Linked DNA regions of Homo sapiens: region 1 is linked to region 2. A link is a loop called in an ENCODE intact Hi-C map of the cell type or tissue named here. Cell type or tissue: dorsolateral prefrontal cortex. All regions are shown on one strand.

Region 1 (8,000 bases), 180 kb after region 2:
GTACATACACATCCTGCCCTACCCCGCCAACTGTCTGGCCCTGCTAGTAGGTTCCCGGAAGGGGCTTCCTCCCTGTGGTGGAAACACAGGCTCTTTGGAGGCTGCCTGATTTAGAATTGGTTCAAGGACTTGGGAATGTTCCTGACTGATAATTACAAAAACACAGTTAGTTATCCGTGCCGAGGCGTAGAGAGTGTCGTTAGGCACAGAACTTTTGTTTCAAGTGGAGCAGAGTAAATTTAGAATTGAATGACAGTCAGTCAGTCGCATAAGCACTACGTTGTGTTAGATTTTTGGCATTTTCTCCTCAAATTACTTTTCTCCAGTCTGTAGATTTGAATTTTAAATACGATTTCTCAGATTTTTTTCTACAGTATTTTAAATGTCAGATCAGAAGATTTTTTGAGTCTCTTCCTCAGAAGTTTGCACTGGCCCTGTATTGCCAAGCACACACCCTCCCTGCCGTCCTGCCACCCCCCGCCTGCCGTGCCCAGGGTCTGTGACGCTCTCCTTACTGTCTTGCCCCCCCCTGCCCGCTGGGCCCAGGCTCTGTGTCCTCACTTTCCCCCGCCCGTCATGCCCAGGGCCTGTGACGCCCTCCTTACCGTCCTGCTGCCCCCCACCCAACATGCCCAGGGCCTGTGACGCCCTCCTTACCGTCCTGCTGCCCCCCACCCAACATGCCCAGGGCCTGTGACGCCCTCCTTACCGTCCTGCTGCCCCCCACCCAACATGCCCAGGGTTTGTGACGCCCTCCTTACCGTCCTGCCCTGTCCAGCGTCTGTGTCATCCCTTTCCCCCGCCCGCCGTGCCCAGGCTCTGTGTCGTCCCTTTTCCCCGCCCGTCGTGCCTAGGGACTGTGACGCCCTCCTTACGGTCCTGCCACCCCCCACCCACCTTGCCCAGGGTCTGTGACGTCCTTACCATCCTGCCACCCCCTGCCCACCCTGCCCAGGGTCTGTGATAGCCCTTCCCCCGGGACCACGCTGCATTCACCCTTCAGGGCTGCAGCTCTGTGAGTTTTGAGCAGCACCGCCTCTGTCCCCTGCATGTGGGCATCTCCACCGCCCAGAACTGCTCATGGGCCCTGGCACTGCTGCTGTGGGCTGCGTCCTGTGTGTCCCTTCCAGGATGTCACTTGCATGAGGTTGTGGGAGCGTGGCCGCTGGCGTCTGCTCTTTCCTCTCTGTGTCGGAGGCTCATGCATGGCACCTGTGTCTGCAGCACTTTCCTTCTTCGCGTGAGTCACGTTCCCTCCCGTGGATGGACCATCTGGTCACCAGCAGGGGCATATTCGGGTCCTTTCTAGTTTTTGGCCATCACAGGTAAAGCTGATGTAAACACTTGCAGACTGGTTTTTGTGAGAGTGTTTTATTGGATAAACACTCAGGCGTGGGGTTGCTGGGCCATAGGTACAGTCCTTACTTTGTTAGAAACTCACCACACACTGTTTTCCACACCCTTCGCGCCATGTCGCATCCCCACGGGCACTGGATGAGATTTCCAGGTGCTGCAGTCAGGCCAGCGTGTGGGGTGGAGTTTGCTGTTTTTAGTGTGTCGGTTGGTGTGCAGTGTTGGCACACGGTGTTGGTGTCCAGTGTTGACACACGGTATTGGGGTTTGCTGTTTTTAGTGTGTCCAGCTGGTGTGCAATGGTGGCACAGGGTGTTGGTGGGGTTTGCTATTTTCAGCGTGTCCGGCTGGTGTGCAGTGGTGGCCCACGGTGTTGGTGGGGTTTGCTGTTTTTACCGTGTCTGGCTGGTGTGCAGTGTTGTCACACAGGGTTGGTGGGGTTTGCTGTTTTTAGTGTATCCAGCTGGTGTGCAGTGTTGTCACACAGGGTTGGTGGGGTTTGCTGTTTTTAGTGTGTCCAGTTGGTGTGCAGTGGTGGCCCACAGTGTTGGTGGGGTTTGCTGGTTTCAGTGTGTCCGGCTGGTGTGCAGTGGTGGCCCACGGTGTTGGTGGGGTTTGCTGGTTTCAGCATGTCCGGCTGGTGTGCAGTGGTGGCCCACGGTGTTGGTGGGGTTTGCTGGTTTCAGCGTGTCCGGCTGGTGTGCAGTGTTGTCACACAGGGTTGGTGGGGTTTGCTGGTTTCAGTGTGTCCAGTTGGTGTGCAGTGGTGGCCCACGGTGTTGGTGGGGTTTGCTGGTTTGAGCGTGTCCGGCTGGTGTGCAGTGGTGGCCCACGGTGTTGGTGGGGTTTGCTGGTTTCAGCGTGTCCGGCTGGTGTGCAGTGTTGTCACACAGGGTTGGTGGGGTTTGCTGGTTTCAGTGTGTCCAGTTGGTGTGCAGTGGTGGCCCACGGTGTTGGTGGGGTTTGCTGGTTTGAGCGTGTCCGGCTGGTGTGCAGTGGTGGCCCACGGTGTTGGTGGGGTTTGCTGGTTTCAGCGTGTCCGGCTGGTGTGCAGTGTTGTCACACAGGGTTGGTGGGGTTTGCTGGTTTCAGTGTGTCCAGTTGGTGTGCAGTGGTGGCCCACGGTGTTGGTGGGGTTTGCTGGTTTGAGCGTGTCCGGCTGGTGTGCAGTGGTGGCCCACGGTGTTGGTGGGGTTTGCTGGTTTCAGCGTGTCCGGCTAGTGTGCAGTGGTGGCCCATGGTGTTTTACTTTGCGATTCCCTAATGAGAGGACATTGGGGCCTTTTCCTGTGCTGTGGTGTGCTTCTGTGCACCCGTACGTCGTCTTTGGTGGCCATTCAGAACTGCCATCCATTAAATCGAGTTCTGTGTTTCTGAGTGCGGAGTTTGAGGACCCCTTCCGTGCTCTGGATGCAGGTCCCTCATCAGACTGTTTTAGGCTCCACAGCCAGGCCTCAGCTCCAGCTCCCGCTCCTCTCCTCAGAGCTCCGGCAGCTGCCGCCCCCATCCCCCCTGCTCTGTTTCCTCCTGCCCCCTACCACAGTGGAGGTGCTCCTTCTCCTCGGTGGACTCGGGCCCTGTGCTCACCTCACCGCTCGCTCCAGGGGCCAGTCTGTCTGCTGCCATCCTCTGCACCCAGAGGCGGTGAGCCAGGCTTAGTGGCTCTGTGAGCACCCAGCGAGCTGATGAGTGGCTGCGTGTCCTGTCTTACCAGCAAGAACGGACAGTCCAACCGTGTGGTTGGGTTGCCGAGTGCGTGAACAGGCAAAGTTCGGTAATATTTTCAGACCACTGCTAATGCAGACGGTGCTCAGAGGTAATGACCTATCAATAAGGAATTCACATGGGCCTGGATCTGAAGTTTCATCAGAGTCCAGTTTTCCTGTTTCCTAAGAAAATAAGGTACACACCATGTGGAAATATAATTCGTACCATATAATTTGTTGTTAGCTTTGCAGACACAGCGTAAGTTTCCATTAACAGCACTGAAACCTCCGCCTTAAAAACCAAGCTTCGTGCTGGGAGGGTTGGGAGGGCACCACTTACCGTCCTCAAGTCGGTCATTTCCCTGAACAGAGTGCCCTTCTCACACGGAAGCACACGTTCACGCCTGGTGTGTATCTGACAATCACACTGCCAGCCGCCAGCAGCAGATGGCTTGGTGACAGCGGCTCCAGAGTCCTTTCTGCTTTGAGATTATCCCTCTGTTAAGATTGTTTTCCTTGGCAATGCCTGAGCGTAAAGGAAAGCGTCTCGATGCTGGTGAGTGGCCGGCCAGAGCTTTTCACACAGGAGGACAGAGTTGGCTCTTCTTAAAGCCTGACTTAGAAGTGAGCAGGGTTCCCTGTGGATGAACGCTGCCACGTGACAGCCTTCCCCCTTCATTCTCCTGTTCTGCCTTGGAGCTCGCACCCATTCTGCTTTGCTTGTGTGTTTCATCCATGTGTTTGGAAAGATGGAAGCTTGAATGGAAATTGTCAGAAACGTTACGTTGTGCAAATGGGCTGGAAAAGCTGGTTAACATTGTTTGAAGCCAGCAAGGTCCCACGAGCATTGGCCCACTCTGAGTTAGCCGGGGGTGTTACAGAAGAAGGAACTTCTTTTTCTTTTTTTGAGGCAGACTTGCTCTGTCACCCAGGCTGGAGTGCAGTGGTGCGATCCCAGCTCACTGCAACCTCCGCCTCCCAGATTCAGGCAACTACTGTCCTGCCTCAGCCTCCCGAGTAGCTGTGATTACAGACGCGCACCACCGCACCTGGATAATTTTTGTGTTTTTAGTAGAGACAGGGTTTCACCATATCAGTCAGGCTGGTCTCCAACTCCTGGCCTCAGGTGATCCACCCGCCTTGGCCTCCCAAAGTGCTAGGATTACAGGTGTGAGCCACGGTGCCCAGCCTATGTCTGCTATAATATTAAGTATAGAAAAACAGGCTTCAGAACCATGTTCAGAAGCATGTGCTGAGTAACAGCGTTTGAGTCCATAAGGACCACGTGGAGGAGGGTGGTCCCCTCTGATAGTAACATTGTGTTTCTCCTTTTTCTGTGTTTGGAAACACTCACTCACTGTCTGTGCTACAGTTTCTGCGTGTTGAGTGCAGTCACCTGCTGCACAGGTTCGTGGCCTAGGAGCCTCACAGGCTATATCGCACAGCCCAGGCATCGCACAGCCAGGCACGTAGGAGGCTGCGCCATCTAGGCTTGTGTACGTCACTGTAGTACGTTCACACGGCAACGAAATCACCCAATGACGTGTTTCCCAGAACGCACCCCCCACCGTTCAGCAACGCTTGACTGTACCAGCGGTCCCCTGCCATTTTGGCACCAGGGACTGGTTTTGTGGAAGACAATTTTTCCATGGGTGGGGCAGGGAGCAGGGTGGTTTCAGGTTGAAATTGTTCTACCTCAGATCATGAGGCATTCAATTCTCATAAGGAGCACGTAACCCAGGTCCCTCACACGCACAGTTCACAGGAGGGTTTGCCCTCCCCTGAGAATCTCATGCCGCCACTGATCTGACAGGAGGTGGAGCTCAGGCGGTCACACTCCTTCACCATCTGCTCACCTCCTGCTGTGGGGCCCAGTTCCTAACAGGCCTTAAACCAGTCCCAGCCTGTGTCCAGGCCTTGCGTACCCCTGCCCAGCACCGGCCAGTATTTCTTTGGAAACACCCAGAAGCCCAGGTGCCCACAAAGCTCTGTTCAGCTGTCAGCAGACCCCTCCCCGGCTGTTCCTGGTCACGCATCTCTCATTTTGCAAACTTTCCAGAGCGGATCGTCATCAGGAAGAAAGGTGCAGCTGGGCGTGGTGGCGCATGCCTGTAATACTGAGGTCAAGAGTTCAAGACCAGGCTGGCCAACATGGTGAAACCCCATCTCTACTAAAAATACAAAACTTAGCCAGGTGTGGTGGCATGCACCTGTAGTACCAGCTACTCAGGAGGCTGAGACATGAGAATGGAGAATTGCCTGAACTCAGGAGGTGAAGGTTGCAGTGAGCTGAGATCGCACCATTGCACTCCAGCCTGGATGACAGAGCGAGACTGCATTTCAAAAAAAAACGAAGAGAGGTGTGTTTGCACCCTGGCTTTTTTGTTTTTTACAAAATGATGACAGGATCATTTAAACAGCCAGCAGAATTTTAATTATTTGGAACTAATTCCATAATACAGGATAAAAACAGAAAAATAACCAGAAAAAGGTTAAAAATGGGGTGTCCTGGTACAAGCTGTTCTTATTAAAACATACCCTTTAGCCTGGATGCAGTGGCTCACACCTGTAATCTTAGCACTTTGAGAGGCCGAGGCAGGAGGGTTACTTAAGCCCAGAAGGTCAGTGCTGCAGTGAGCTGTGATCGTACCACTGCACTCCAGCCTGGGTGACAGAGTGAGACCCTTTCTCTAAAAATAGAAAAAGACCCTTTAAATCCTGACATATCATGGTTTCATTTCTATCTTTACAGTTGTTCTGAATTTTTTTTTTTTTTTTTTTTTGAGATGGAGTCTCACTCTGTCGCCCAGGCTGGAGTGCAGTGGTGTAATCTTGGCTCACTGCAACCCCCACCTCCTGGGTTCAAGTGATTCTGCTGCCTCAGCCTCTGAGTAGCTGGGATTACAGGCGCTCGCCAGCACGACCGGCTTATTTTTTCTATTTTTAGTAGAGACGGGGTTTCACCATGTTAGTCAGGGTGGTCTTGAACTCCTGACCTCAGGTGACCCGCCTGCCTTGGCCTCGCAAAGTGCTGGGATTACAGGCATGAGCCACCGTGCCCGGCCTGAATTTTGAAGATCAGAATCTTTTCATCAAAGTCCCTGAAGGCTTTTCTGTAGAAATCGACAAACTGATTGTGAAATTCTCGTGGGCGTGCAAAGGACCCACAGCTGCCGAAACACTGGGGAGGAGTGAAGCTGAATGGCAGCAGGTCCTGGGTGCAAGACTCACAAAACCACAGTCATGGGGCCACGTGGTGTTGGCTTTCAGACCGATGAGCAGAACGAGAGCGTCCAGAAACAGGCGCCCGCACGCGGACCACTGACTTGATGAAGGCTCAAAGACCATTTAATGGCATCTTTTAATAAGGATACTGTAAATGATAGGATCACTCATACACCAGAAAGTGAACTTGGAGTCAAAAAATTAACCCCAGATGCGTCAGGGATCTGAAGGTAAAGCCCAGAACCGCAGAGCTAGGGCGAAGCCTTTGTGACAGTGGGCCGGGCCACACTTCGTGGGATACGTCCTCAAAAGACCGCAGAGTGATGACGAAGCCTTTGTCACCGCGGGCCGGGCCACGCTTCCCTGGGTGCATCCTCAAAAGACTGCAGAGTGACGACGAAGCCTTCGTGACCACGGGCCGGGCCACACTTCGCGGGATACGTCCTCAAAAGACCACAGAGTGATGACGAAGCCTTTGTCACCGCGGGCCGGGCCACGCTTCCCTGGGTGCATCCTCAAAAGACTGCAGAGTGACGACGAAGCCTTCGTGACCGCGGGCCAGGCCACGCTTCCCTGGGTGCATCCTCAAAAGACCGCAGAGCTAGGACGAAGGCTTCGTGACCGTGGGCCGGGCCACGCTTCCCTGGGTGCGTCCTCAAAAGACCGCTCTGTAACAGGGTAAAGCAATGTGTGGACTTCATCAAAATGAACACTTCTGCTTTTTCAAAGGCCTGTTGAAAAAACGAAAAGACAAACCAAAGACTGAGATGTTTGGAGATGATGTATGTAAGGATTTATCTCCAGAGTATAGGAAGAGCTCTTGAAACTCAGCAGGAAAACAATCCATTTTTTTAAATGGGCAGAAAACAATTTGGAAAGACCCTTTACCAGGGAAGATAGGCGGCAAACAAGCCTGTGAAGAAGACGCTCGGCGTCGTTAGTCATCGGGGAATGCAAAGGAAAAGCACACGGAAATGCCACTGTGCCTCTCGGACTGCTTTCAATTCAAGACTGAGCGTACCGCGTGCCGCTGAGAGTGGGAAGGAGCGCGGACTGGCTCAAACACTTTGGAAAATGGTTGGACAGTTTCTAAAACAGTTAAACGTGCACCTTCCCTGTGGCCCAGCCCTTCCACAGCTGGTATTTGTCCCGGCACAGTGAAAGCCCAGGCCACACAGACTTGCCCTGGACACCATTTGAATGCTTCTCCACAGAGGAGCGGGCACTAAACTGGCATCTCCCCAGAACAGGCCACTTCCCAGGTTCAGAAAGGAGCGGGCACAGGCGGGCCTCAGAAAACGATGCAGAGTGAAAGAAGCGGAGAAGGGAGGAGAGTGAACGAGAGGCTTCCACTTGTGTCAGGCTCTAGAAAGTGCAGCTCAGTCACGGGACAGATCCAGGGGTGCCGGGGTGCCTTGGGGGCTGCAGTGCAGAGGAGCAGAGGAAGCCGGGCGAAGGACGCAGCTGTCACCCCCACCATGCCGATGGCTTCGCAGCCGTGTCTCTCATATGGCGATGGCTTCGAAGGCATGTCTCTCTGATCATATGGGGACGGCTTCACAGACGTGTCTCTCATCATATGGGGACGGCTTCACAGGCGTATCTCTGTCATCATATGGCGATGGCTTCGCAGGCTTGTCTCTCTGATCATATGGGGACGGCTTCGCAGGCGTGTCTCTCTCATATGGGGACGGCTTCGCAGGCGTGTCTCTCTGA
Region 2 (8,000 bases):
CCAGGCAGAATGTTATAAAGCGACTTTCATACCCCCCGTCAAGGAGCTCGGGGGGCCTGGGAGCCTTCCCTGCCCAGGGTTTGCAGCTCCGCTCTTGCGTAGCCTCGCCCCACCCTCCCGCGCTCCTGTGTCCCCGAGGCTGTCAGGATGCCCTCCATCTGGCAGACTCCTACTCCTACTTCAATACCCGTCCCCCCACTGCCTGCCCAGCAGTCCCCGAGCCCTCCCTCATCCCCCGCCGTCCCCTCAGGGTGACTGCCCTGTGCTGTGGCCGGCCTGCTCCTGTCTGGTTTATTCGCCACGTGGCACGGCCCTCGGCAAAGCAGCTGGACTATCTCCCTCCTCTGCAAATCAGCCCCCAACTCCGGCCATTGCGGCCGTCACACCCAGAGTAACGCTGGCGTTCCAACCCCGGTCAGCAGAGCTCTGCAACCGGAGCCCCCCAGACTCACCCTGCCCGCTCTCCCACCTTGGACCGCTGCCTGCAGCCCCCTCCCTCCCGGTATCCAGGCCCCTGCCCCACGGCCCCCACCACCCTCCCTGCAGCCCAAGCGACACCACTCCCAGCACTCTCTGTGTCGGGTCCTGCTTCACGTCTCTTCCAAGCCCTCATGTCCTTCCAAAGCATCTCACGCCCCTAGAACGCCAGCCGGAGAGAGGACAGGGCGTGTCTGCGGCCCACGGCATCTCTCCAGCCCCGGGACCGGAGCTGATGCCTGGGAAACATGTATGGCTTAGGCCCCTGTGGCTCCGGCACTCCAGCAGAGCCTCCTCCAGAAGGCGGCCCCAAAAGAGCGACAAGTAGGAACTGAAAGGGCCACCACAAGTAAGCAGCACCACGAGTAAGCAGCAACGCTTCAAAATGTGGCACCGGCACTGTCCAAGACCCCAGCCAGGAGCCTCGCAGCGCAGGCCGGGTCTGTCCGAGACCCCAGCCAGGAGCCTCGCGGTACAGGCTGGGTCCCAGCTGACCCCACCCGATGACGGGGTGTGCACGGGGTCCTCCAGGGGTGCTGTTTTGCAGGGGTCCCTTTCCTAAAAGCATCCAGCAGCGACCCGTGGATTTTGAACAATGGGCCGTCCCCTGGTTCAGGCGTCGGCGGGGAGGAGGCGCGGGGCTCTGATGAGCCAGGAAAAGTTCCCAGGCCCAAGGGCAGCTTTGCAACGTGTTGTTTTGCAGTTGTTTCAACGTTGTGGACATTCATAAAATTAATTTGCTAAGAGAGGAGATAAATCCACTCTAGCATTCCCATAGCAACACCTCCCAGGCCGCTGCCGCCCCGTATAGGAGGAAGCTGGGGAATTTCGGTCTCGGGATTTTTACGGGGAACCGGCTCCCGGGGTCCAGCTGCCCCCAGGCTGTGGGGAGGTCTCCGGGAGGGGAACTCCAGGGGCCTGGAAAAGCAGGCGTGCGGCCCCAGATGGAGGAATGTGCGCAGGGAACCTGAGATGGTGCCCGGGCGGGCACCGCCCCACCCAGCCCCGGCCGAATGCCGCTCCACTTTCCCGTCCGCGGTGAGGTGACGGAACAGCTGGACCGTCCCCGCCTCCGGGAGCCCGCACAGCCCTGGCACACACTGCCGCCTCTCCGCTAGGCCCTGGACGCCACTCTCACTGGGGAGCGAGCCGGGTGTCCGCCGGAGGCAGGGCACAGAGATGACACTTCTGCTCCCATTGCCACAGGACCGAGGACTCTGTCCCCATTTAGAGCTCCTGGGGCCTGGGGCTGCCCCCCAACCTTTGGTAAGAGCCCCTAGAAATATCCAGCTCCCCTCACCCCGAGGCTGACGGCAGGTGCAGGCCTCACAAGGACGCAGGACGCCCAGGCCCTGGGGCTCAGGGCTCCCGCTGACGCACAGGGTGCGGTGGGTACCATAGCTCTCCATCTCCATGTCTGCAGCTCCCAAGGTTCACAACCCACAGGCCTGCGGAGGAGTGACCGCTCCAGTCTGCTGAGAATATTTTCCAACAGCTGTGGGGATCGGGTGTCTGAGGGGCTGGCAGCTCCCCACAGCTTCAGAGACAGCGGGCGTGACCCCGTGGGGTTGGGGACAAGGAAAAGCAGCCTCCACCCAGGAGGGGCCTGCTCCTGCAGAGAGACCCGCGGGGGTCTCGGGAGTTGGGGTTCCTGCAGCCTGGCCCTGCCTTCCCAGCTGCCTCCATGGCGCCCAGCTCAGCTCTGCAGTGGAGTTGCCCCCGAGGCCTGCAGGTATTCATGCCTCACAGGTGTGAGCAGGGGCTGTTTTCCACACCTGTGCGGGGCTGGGGTCCCCACACCTGAGGGAAATCAGCTCCCAAAACAATCACATCTTCGGGCGGAGTGGGAGCAAGGCACAGCAGGCTGCCATTGCAGACTGGGCCAGCCCTCACTGGCGTCCACCCTGGAGAGCCGAGGGGAGCAGGAGGCCCCAGGTGGAGGGTAGGCGGGAGGAGAGAAAGGTGAGGCGGGAGCTCCGTGGCCCTACAGGGATGAGGCCTCATGCACAGGGCATCTGCGACCCACCAAGGCCGTGATTTACAAAACAATGTGCTTTAGAAACTGCTGGAGGAAGAATGACAGTGAGCAGACAGGGCAGGACGCCGGCCCCAGGGAGAGCGAGGGACCGGCATCTCCTCCACGCGCTGCTTCAAGAAAAACAAACGGCGGCCACGAGGGCAGCCACTGAGCCTCCAGCGCCTGCCGAGAAGCCGCCCCACCGGCCGGGCCCCGCCGCACCTGTCTGATGCTGTCGGTGGCCGCCCTGGACGTGCGGTCCACAGCTGGAAACCGCAATAAGCTGCGAAGCGCGTCGGTTCCGAGCCTCTGATCCCTGCACCCCGGGGTCACACTGACTTACCAAATTTGGCTGATCACAGAGGAAAAGTGAAAAAGATCCAGGTTGCCAAGGAGACCCTTTCAAATACATTTTACAGCGCTATGAAAGCGATACCTTCCCTCGGGTTGAGTTTCGTCCCGGAGGACGTGCAAGGCGCTGTTTTATGTGAATCTGCACAGCCCCCCTCACCTCCCCTCCCGACCCCCACACACTCTGTCAGTGGTCAGGGCACCCTGCGCAGCGCTCTGCTCTCCCCACAGACACCAGCAGGCCCCTCCCCACATGCCCCTCCTCAGAGCCTTTCCGGGAAGCCTGTGCAGGAGCGCGTGGGGGCTCCTGCGGAGGGGCAGCCAGCATCTGACCCCAGCACCCCTCCTGGGGACTCTGCAGAGAGCCTGTAGAACCTCCGGGAAGCAGCTGTTCCCAACACAAAACCACACTGCCGGAGAGCCGGGTGAGCCCCCCAAGATCACGAAAATCAGCCGTAACGGCCTTCAGCAGATGTGCCACTGCGGGGCCTGGCTCCCACAGCCCGCAAAACACCCAAGAAGGTAAAATCCGAGTCGTCAACCAGGGAGTGGACAGAGGGTCAGAAAGCGGAAAACACTGGAAGTTGTGCTCGCAAGACTGGGATCGCGGAGTCGGGCACACCCATGGTGGAGGCACAGCTGGCAGAGCCTCCCAGCTGCGGGAGGCAGCGTCTGCCCCTCGCCGGTCCCCACACCTGTCCTCAGCCGATGACCCCGGCGTGGATGTGGAGGGCGTGGCTGGCAGAATCCCCCCGCCGGGGTGCGGTTGGGTCACACGCGGTGTGCGTGGGGGGCTCCCAGGACGCCCGGCACATACTCAACACTCAGAACACGCCGCGCGACTCGGTGATGCCATCTCCTCTGTTCAGGGGTGAGAACACCGCGCGTGCGGCCTTGATCTGCTCTCTGTGAAGACGCACCCACGATCCACGCCCCCCACACACATTTTCATGATTTTCCTACACGGGTCCTTGGGCTCAGCTGGGAGGGGCCTTGCTCTGCAGTGAATAATGGGTGATTGTCTGAATCAGCCACAGCTACCCATTCTCTCAGTTTCAAGACCATTAAAGCCGAGGCTGCCAACTCAGAAGCCCCCGAGTGCCTGCAGAGACGGCTGAGAAGCCGAGAGCAGGGCAGGGCAGGGGCTGAGAAAGCTGGGAAGCCTTTCACACCAGAAGGGGCATCTGCCTCTCAGCTCCAGCTGGGTAGGGCCAGACAGGGCTGCAGGTCCAGTGTGGCCGGATGTCAGATTTTTAAAGAGAATTAACAGATCCAGATTTTTTTTTTTTTTTGAGACAGGCTCTTGCTCTGTGGCCCAGGCTGGAGTACAATGGCGTGATCTCAGCTCACTGCAATCTCTGCCTCCTGGGTTCAAGTGATTCTTATGCCTCAGCCTCCCAGTAGCCGGGATTACAGGCACCTGCTACCACACCCGGCTAATTTTTGTATTTTTAGTAGAGATGGGGTTTCACCATGTTGGCCAGGCTGATCTTGAAGTCCTGACCTCAAGTGATCCATCTGCCTCAGCCTCCCAAAGTGCTGGGATTATAGGCGTGAGCCACCACGCCTGGCCAGCGACCCAGATTTTTATGTGAAATCTCCTGACTATAAAATATCAACAAGTAATCCAAATGTTTAAAAAAACACTGCACAGGCCAACACAAATTTGTCTCTGGGCCAGATTGAGCCTGTAAGCACCAGTTTCTTGTCAATGGTTGTAAAACCTAGAGCAACTAAAGATATCTGCCTTTCCACCTGTCACCGCAGTCGTCCTGCTGGCGGTGGAGCGGCCGGGAGAGCCACCGCCATTGCTCTGTTGTCTAGGCAAGGAAGGGCTCTACTGACGTACTAATTTCAGTAGCGAGAACTGGTGATAACTGAGAAGCCATTCCTGAAGTCAGCGACTTAAACCACAATTTGTTGTTACCCTTCACAGTTCGGGGGTTGGAGGGGCTCAGCCGGGCGGTTCTCACTCGGGGTCTCCCCTGGGGTTGCATCCAGATGGAGGCAGGGGTGACCTCATCGGAAGACCCAGCTGGCGGGACGTCCAAGATGGCACAGTCATATGGCAGCTGTTGACACTGGGCATTCACGGCTGTGCTGGCTGAGGCTGGGGCTGCGCTGGCTGGGTATGCGTCTCAGAGCACAGCTGCTGGGCCCCAAGAAGAGCATCCCGGGAGCAGGGCTCCCAGAGGCTGTGGTGGAAGCTGTAAGGCTTTGGAGCACCCAGTCTTGGGTAACCTACGACATCATTCCACTGCATTCTGTCTGTCAAGTGTGTACCTAAGCCAGCCCAGCATCAAGGGGAGGGGGTTAGACTCCCCTTTTCCACAGGAAAGACAGCCAAGAATTTGAAGCCATCTTTTTTTGTTTTTGGTTTTGGTTTTGGTTTTGAGACAGGGTCTCTCTCTGTTGCCCAGGCTGGAGTGCAATGGCGCAATCATAGCTCACTGTAGCCTTGAACTCCTGAGCTCAAGCGATCCTCCCGCCTCCGCCTCCCAAGTAGCTGGGACTACAGGCGTGCACCACCACACCCAGCTAATTTTTTCACCTGTCTTATGGTGCTGATAATTTTTAAATTTTTAGTAGAGATGGGGTCTCACTATGTTGCCCAGGCTGGTCTTGAATGCCTGGGCTCGAGTGATCCTCTTCCTACCTTGGCCTCCCAAAGTGCTGGGATTACAGCATGAGCCACCGTGCCCAACAGCCGCCTTTAATACACCAGATTTCAGCTGTCGGTTTGCAATCCTCTCCTCTGCTCACGGGCGAACATGACGCTGGCATCCTCTCCTCTGCTCATGGGCAAATGTGCACGCTGGCATCCTCTGCTCTGCACATGGGTGGGTGTGCATGCTGGCATCCTCTCCTCTGCACACGGGCAAATGTGCACACAGGCATCCTCTCCTCTGCACACAGGTGGGCGTGCACGCTGGCATAGTCTCCTCTGCACACGGGCGGGCGTGCACGCTGGCATCCTCTCCTCTGCAGACGGGCGGGCGTGCACGCTGGCATCCTCTCCTCTGCACATGGGCAGGCGTGCACGCTGGCATCCTCTCCTCTGCACACGGGCGGGTGTGCACGCTGGAATCACGGCTGGGGTCACTCCCCTCTCGGGGCCCGCCAGAGCCTCCTTCAACGCTGGCCAGAATAATCACTTGGGCTGCCTGTGGTTTCATCCTTTCCCTCCTCCTTCTCTCCTTTTAAAGAAGCATCACTGTTGAACGAGTCCTCTACTCTACCGACCGGAAATACTGCCTGATAACGGCTCCCCCGCAAGGACCCCCTTCGTGAATGTCCGTGCAGCCTGCTGTACTTTTAGGTTGGAGACAAGCATCATTCCTTCATGCATTCATTAATTCATTCACACAATGAGCATTCTGGGACGTGGAGACGGAAGTGACTCAGGTCCGGGAACCCCAAATCCACCGTGTGGAGCTCCGTGAAGCTGGCTGCCCTGTCGAGACCTGCCTTGGTGCTTCTTCCAGGTCAGCAGAAATCTCCCGGCATCTCGGATGCCCCAGCCGGCCTGGTGCCCTCTGGCCTCTGCTGTTTCTCCTGCTCTACCCCAGCCTTCCAGATCTTTCCTTATGGTAGAGCCGCAGTGGGAAGCACCGGGAATGAGGGGCGGGAGAGGCCCTGAATGTGCCCCTCAGGGAAGGGTAGTGAGGATTTGCAGGTGCAGGGGCCCGAGCCTGGGTCTCCAGCGAAACACACACTTCCTTCCCGCAGGCTCTTACTCCAGCCTCCTGCTTTTCGGCCTGTGTTCCAGCGGTGGTGAGCATCTTCCAACGCCATCAGCGGCCTCGTCCAACGCCATCAGCGGCCTCATCCAACTCCATCAGTCGCCTCACCCAACGCCATCAGCGGCCCCGTCCAACTCCATCAGTCACCTCACCCAATGCCATCAGCGGCCTCATCCAACTCCATCAACGGCCTCGTCCAACGCCATCAGCGGCCCCGTCCAACTCCATCAGCGGCCCCAGCCGCATTGCTGGGCTTCTGTTGTTTCGAACCAAGACACTGGCTCCCGAATTTGCCGAAGTTGCCAAACATCCACTGGGACTTGAGCTCTTTGCTGACCTCCTGTTTCTTTCCAGCAGCCCCCAGGGCAGAGAGGTGCCCTCCTTCTGGACCCAAAATGATCCTCGTCACTGCCCACAGCTGCGGGTGTTTCGGCGAGGACGGGACCTTAAACTCCGCCACCCTGACGCACGCATTTCCCGATGACAGGTACAGAGTTGGGGCGTGTGCTTAGGGAGCATGCAAGCGTGAGATCCTGCTCACCCTTGAGGGCCGGAGACATGGGGAACATGTCAGACACACGGGAGCATACGTGTAGCTCTGCAGAGCCGGGCAGGTCACCACACAGCCTGGACAGGTCACTCATTCCTGCCCGGGGCCACCTGGGGAGGGGGTTCCTCTCAGGGAGGCCCCAGGCAGAGCCTCCGGACGACGGACGCACTGCCGGCCCTGGGGTTCCGGCCCAGTTCCTGCAGCATGAATCCGAAGGGAGGGGGCTTCAGATCGCCGGGCAGGCCACAGTTCAAACAACCATGGGGCACAGGTGATGCATGTGGGCCCCAAAGTGGGGCTTAGCCCACGAGGGTTCTTGACTTTGCCCAGGACAGGATTCAAGGGCCAGCAGGAGGTGGAATGAACAGCTTTACTGAGGTGGCAGTGTTTGGTGTTACAGCTCGGAGCCGCTCCCGCTAGGCAGTGCGCTGAGGGTAGCAGCTCAGGGCGCTTTTGCAGTCCCATTTATACCCACTTTAAATTATGTGCACATTAAGGGGTGGGTTATACACAGCTCTCTGGTTAAGGGTGGTAATTTTCCGGGTCATCAGACCACATTGCCATGGAAAGGGGCGGGAGCGCCCGGGTGTTGTCATGGCAACGGTAAACTGACAATGGTGCACGGGTGGGCGTGGCTTACGGAGAGTGGCTTGCACCCTGGCCCTGTTTTAGCCAGTCCTCAATTAGGTCCAGTGTCCCAGCCCCACCTCTGGAGTCGAGTCCCACCTGCTAACTCTCAGGCACGGAGTCCCTCGCCGGCACCCGGAATGGGAGTTCACACGCGAATTCCTGCCGTGTCCTCAGGACAGCTGCTCGGCCCACCCAACAGTCTGCGTGCGGCCACCACGGACTGCGGCCCCAG

Evidence for each region. Peaks named below come from ENCODE experiments on the same cell type or tissue, not always from the same donor. Only the 100,000 strongest peaks of a DNase experiment are listed, where the experiment ranks them.
Region 1: it touches region 2 in a loop (1.9-fold over the local background); 2 of 110 quality-filtered maps call a loop at or near these places.

What each region holds. Positions count from the first base shown.
Region 1 is chr7:745,750-753,749 of GRCh38, forward strand. The region is part of intron 4 of DNAAF5 (dynein axonemal assembly factor 5); the gene reads left to right. Among named protein-coding and RNA genes, the nearest start is that of PRKAR1B, 22 kb to the left of the region's middle. RefSeq lists an enhancer at 6,076-7,275. In dorsolateral prefrontal cortex, no CTCF peak of the experiment used is centred here; DNase peaks (open chromatin) are centred at 3,542 and 3,697; H3K27ac peaks cover 742 bases.
Region 2 is chr7:570,326-578,325 of GRCh38, forward strand. The region is part of intron 9 of PRKAR1B (protein kinase cAMP-dependent type I regulatory subunit beta); the gene reads right to left. Among named protein-coding and RNA genes, the nearest start is that of PRKAR1B-AS2, 12 kb to the left of the region's middle. RefSeq lists enhancers at 1,791-2,559, 2,560-3,329. In dorsolateral prefrontal cortex, no CTCF peak of the experiment used is centred here; a DNase peak (open chromatin) is centred at 4,932; H3K4me3 peaks cover 760 bases; H3K27ac peaks cover 1,006 bases.